Regions from separate parts of the Mus musculus genome. Here region 2 is linked to region 1. Evidence: chromatin loops called from intact Hi-C (ENCODE). Cell type or tissue: left cerebral cortex. All regions are shown on one strand.

What was found. A loop is a pair of places that touch in the nucleus more often than their neighbours do. Peaks named below come from ENCODE experiments on the same cell type or tissue, not always from the same donor. Only the 100,000 strongest peaks of a DNase experiment are listed, where the experiment ranks them.
Region 2: a loop joins it to region 1, with 2.9 times the contacts of the local background. A loop is called at or near these places in 3 of 42 quality-filtered maps.

Annotation. Positions count from the first base shown.
Region 1 is chr11:53,978,510-53,981,009 of GRCm38, reverse strand. It overlaps Slc22a21 (solute carrier family 22 (organic cation transporter), member 21), which reads left to right and starts at 677. Exons shown (of 10, transcript NM_019723.3): 1 at 677-1,545. The coding sequence starts at 1,153. It overlaps Gm30927 (predicted gene, 30927), which reads right to left and starts at 979. Exons shown (of 4, transcript NR_168634.1): 1 at 673-979. In left cerebral cortex, no CTCF peak of the experiment used is centred here; DNase peaks (open chromatin) are centred at 625, 923 and 1,107; H3K4me3 peaks cover 1,305 bases.
Region 2 is chr11:53,890,178-53,892,677 of GRCm38, reverse strand. It overlaps Slc22a5 (solute carrier family 22 (organic cation transporter), member 5), which reads left to right and starts at 975. Exons shown (of 10, transcript NM_011396.3): 1 at 975-1,531. The coding sequence starts at 1,139. In left cerebral cortex, no CTCF peak of the experiment used is centred here; DNase peaks (open chromatin) are centred at 774 and 1,314; H3K4me3 peaks cover 1,912 bases; H3K27ac peaks cover 1,065 bases.

The DNA of each region.
Region 1 (2,500 bases):
GTTAAATTTTTATATTTGCTTAAGTCGATTTGATGAATAACTGAATGATTTCTTAATCTTTAAAAACATAAAGCACAGAACAGAGCCTAGAAATTGAAATTCATTGCCCACAGCCTCATGACCACAGCCTCAAAATTTGTCTCAATCTCTTAATGATTATTATAATATGACATTATGTGAGTGGGCGTTTTGATTGCATGTATGTCTGTGCACTATATGTGACAGGGGACCAGAAAAGGGGATTAGTTCCCCCGGAACTGGAGTTACCAGAAGGTTGTAAGCCTCCAATGCGTGCTGGGAATTGAACTCAGGTCCATTGAAGGAGAAGACTTTTGGTGGGATACAATCCCTTTCTGACCCATAACAAAAAGTTGAGAGGGTGTTTCATACCGAAATCCTACGCCTTTCTCCAAGTCAACACCCAGCTTGGTCACAACTTCCCCCAAAGGAGCCCTGGGGACCAGCTCGGGGTTGTGGCTTGAGAAGACCCATCCCTCCCTCTAGCAGCAGCTTCGGGGCGGGGACTACAGCGGCCCCGCCCCCAGCCCGACTCGCTCGGGGGGTGTGGCTTGAGAAGACCCGTCCCTCCCTCTAGCAGCAGCTTCGGGGCGGGGACTACAGCGGCCCCGCCCCCAGCCCGACTCGCTTGCTCTCGACTGGGAAGGACTTTACCTCAGGGCGTTCCTCAGCGAACAGCTCAGAGTAGTAGGCAAGGGACTCCTAGGCTCCCTCACACCCGCGCAGTTCTGAAGCCAGGCTCCATCCCGCTTCCGCACTGTCCAGCCAGCTCGGAGACCGGGACCAGACCCGCCTCACGTACAGGCGCGTCCAGTGCCCACTACGGATCACTCAGACTCCTGCCGCGCCCACCCCACGGTTCGCCTCAGGACTGCACGGCCGGCCTTGCAGTCTAGGCCAGACTCCGCGCGGAGTCCATCATGGCCTCACGTCCTCGGTGTCTCTGGCGCTGGCGGGGTCTGAGGCGGCGGGAGGAACTCACGAGCTTCTCCGTGTGGAAAACGTCTCCCGACGCTTTCTCGAACTCCTCTTCGACGAGTGACTGGTGCTCCGCGTGCACGGACAAACCGTGCGCCGCCCACTGCGCCCGAGTATCCTCGGATTCCCGGCGGGACGCCGTGGGCTGCCGACTCTATGCTTGACTACGACGAGGTGACCGCCTTCCTGGGCGAGTGGGGGACCTTCCAGCGCCTCATCTTCTTCCTGCTCAGCGCCAGCATCATCCCCAATGGCTTTACTGGGTTGTCAGCCGTGTTCCTGACGGCGATCCCGGAGCACCGTTGCCGGATACCAGACACCGTGAACCTGAGCAGCGCGTGGCGCAACCACAGTATCCCGATGGAGACGAAGGACGGACCAGAGGTGCCTCAGAAATGCCGCCGCTACCGACTGGCCACCATCGCCAACTTCTCTGAGCTAGGGCTGGAGCCGGGACGGGACGTGGACCTGGAGCAGCTGGAGCAGGAGAACTGCCTGGATGGCTGGGAGTACGACAAGGACATCTTCCTGTCCACCATCGTGACAGAGGTAGGTGACAGCCCCCCTGTCAGGGTCTGGTGACATCGCAGGCAATGGTTGTTCCTTAGTTTAACCACAAGCTCCCTGGTGATGAGCATCCTTTAAGAACATTTTATGAGATGACTTCTAGCCATAGTACGCCCCTCAGAGGACAAATGTCTGGCAGACCATCCGTCCATAGGGTCCCATTGAAGATAGAGTCCAGAAGGTTCTGCCCCTAGGAGATGCCCTGAGACCCTGAGTGGTGGGACTTTCTCGAGGTAGTGATGTGATTCAGAGGGGCCGGATTCAGACTTGCTCCAGAGAAGAGACCACAGGTTTTAGCCTCTGTTCAGAAAGGAAAGACTCTTTGCAGAACTTTTTAAAGTTAAAGAAACGTGTGTTCCAAACTCTCTACCCTTTCTGGAGTTATTCTTTCTTCCCTCACCTATCCTTACCCCAAAATGAAGTCTTGCCATGCCCCAGGAGAAACTGTTTTCCATTTGCCAGCGATGGATTGTTACTTCTTAAGGACCCATGTGTCTGCAGATCTATCCAGGGTGACTTGTTGGTATGGAGTCTTTTCCACAGTATTCTGGGACAAGATCACTGAAGAGGTTAGGTAAGGCATGTAAGGTTACTCTGAAGAGCGATGGAAACCTAATTCCTCATTCCCTTACACTTTATTCTTGGGTGACTTTGACATTTCTCAGTCACTCAGCTGGGGGATGTGACATGCTGTTTAATGGTGCATGTGGATGTGTTTAGTGACTTGGGCACCTGGGGTTTGTACCCACTCCTCTATCCCCATAATAGAAAAATAATCCTCATTATGTATGAGGTCAAGAGGTACTTTTTGGAGCTAGAGAGATAATTCAGTGGATAAGAGTGCTTACTGCTCAATCATAAAGAAAGACCTAATTTTAGATACAAGCCCCTTGGGGAAAAAAATGGAGGAAAGAATTAAAGAGGTTCTCATATAAAG
Region 2 (2,500 bases), 88 kb after region 1:
TCCTTAATCTTGAAGTCAAAATTTTACTATTTCTTAAATCAAAAGACAACAAAATAATTTAAGAACATAATAGTCTGGGAATTAAAATTCATTGCCACCTTTCTCATCACCAGTCTCAAAATCCACCCCTTTTTAATATATGTATATATTATATGTAAATATATATAACTATTATTTTATTTTATGTGTATGAGTGTTTTGCCTGCAAGTCTGTTTTGTCTAATGTGCCGAGTGCATGCCTACTGGGCCTGTGAGCTGCCCTATGCCTTTTAGGAAGCAAGCCAAGGTCCTCTGGAGGAGCAATCTGGACTCTTAAAGAGAGTCCTAGCTGAGCTATCTCCGCAGCCACAAAAGATGGCAGTCTTTCCAGGAAAAACTGCAACAAAGGCTGTCGTTGTCAATGAGACTCTCCGAGGTTCACAATATCTCTCAACCACAACAAAAATTTGAGAAGGTGGGCTGTTTACTGCTTAAATTCTAAGCCTCTTTCCATTGAACACCCAGAATGGTCTTCCCAGGATGGCCTTGGACACAAACTTTTCAAAGTCACCCTTTCCCTCAAGAGAAGGGCACCCTGGGAACCTGCTCCAGGAAGTGTCCTGAAAAGACCCAATTCCGCCCCCTAGAGCGGACCTGTTAGGGGCGTGGCTCACAGACGCCCCGCCTCAGTCTTCCAGTCTGGGCGGAACTAGAAGTGTTCACCCAACCCGGGCCCCGTAGAGACTATGGAGGCGTGGTCGAATGAAGCCACACCCCTCCCTCGCTGACAGTTCTGAAGCCCGGTTCAGCCCCGCCTTCTGTACCGCCCAGCTAGTTCTGAGTCCTAGCTCGGCTCCGCCTCAGGCGCACGCGCGGCCGATGGCCGGCGCCCACTGTGCGTCACTCAGGCCCCTGCCCCGCCCCCGCCGTGCCGCGCCGCGCCGCGCCTCAGAGCCGGGACGGCGGGGCGGGCCTTGCGGCCCAGGCCCATGCCCAGAGCCCGCCCCGCCCTCAGGCCCTATGTAAAGTTGGCGGTGGCCGAGTCGGAGGCGTCGGTGGGAACTCACGAGCCTTGCACGCAGAGGCTCTCAGCGCCCCGTCTCCCGCGCCACGGTGTCCCCTTATTCCCATACGGGCGCTGTGGGAGGCTGAGGACGGCATGCGGGACTACGACGAGGTGACCGCCTTCCTAGGCGAGTGGGGGCCCTTCCAGCGCCTCATCTTCTTCCTGCTCAGCGCCAGCATCATCCCCAATGGCTTCAATGGTATGTCCATCGTGTTCCTGGCGGGGACCCCGGAGCACCGTTGCCTTGTGCCTCACACCGTGAACCTGAGCAGCGCGTGGCGCAACCACAGTATCCCGTTGGAGACGAAGGACGGACGACAGGTGCCTCAGAAATGCCGCCGCTACCGACTGGCCACCATCGCCAACTTCTCTGAGCTAGGGCTGGAGCCGGGGCGGGACGTGGACCTGGAGCAGCTGGAGCAGGAGAGCTGCCTGGATGGCTGGGAGTACGACAAGGACGTCTTCCTGTCCACCATCGTGACAGAGGTAGGTGACAGCCCCCCTATCAGGGTCTGGTGACATCGCGGCGACGGTTGTAGCCCTTCGTCCAACGCACAGGCTGATGAGCATCCTCCAGTCAGGTGGCCCAGGAACATTTTATGAGATGACTTCTAGCCATAGTACGCCCCTCAGGGGACAAGTGTCTGGCAGACCATCCGTCCATAGGGTCCCATTGAAGATAGAGTCCAGAAGGTTCTGCCCCTTAGGAGATGCCCTGAGACCCTGAGGGGTGGGACTTTCTCGAGGTAGTGATGTGATTCAGAGGGGCCGGATTCAGACTTGCTCCAGAGAAGAGGCCACAGTTTTAGCCTCTGTTCAGAAAGGAAAGACTCTTTGCAGAACTTTTTAAAGTTAAAGAAACGTGTGTTCCAAACTCTCTACCTTTTCTGGAGTTATTCTTTCTTCCCTCACCTGTCCTCATCCCAAAATGAAGGCTTGCCATGCCCCAGGAGAAACTGTTTTCCATTTGCCCGCGATGGATTGTTACTTCTTAAGGACCCATGTGTCTGCAGATCTATCCAGGGTGACTTGTTGGTATGGAGTCTTTTCCACAGTATTCTGGGACAAGATCACTGGAGAGGTTCGGTAAGGCATGTAAGGTTACTCTGAAAAGCGATGGAAACCTAATTCCTCATCCCCTTGCACTTTATTCTTGGGTGACTTTGACATTTCTCAGTCACTCTGCTGGGGGTGTGGCAGGCCATTTAATGGTGCATGTGGATGTGTTTGGGGACTTGGGCACCAACTGTAGTTTCCTGGAGGCTCAGCAGTATTGAATATGCAGAATATGAGAAGAATCTTCTGTGATACTATTGAGCAACTGGTTCATTGAGTATCAGGGATTGGGATTGGCCAGTTGGAGATAGTTTCTTGGTGAGTTTAGTTAGCCCTTAGGTCTAGATCCAACATCAAGAAATGGTTTCAGGAGCAGTAGGGAGAAGCTAGGAGTACCTG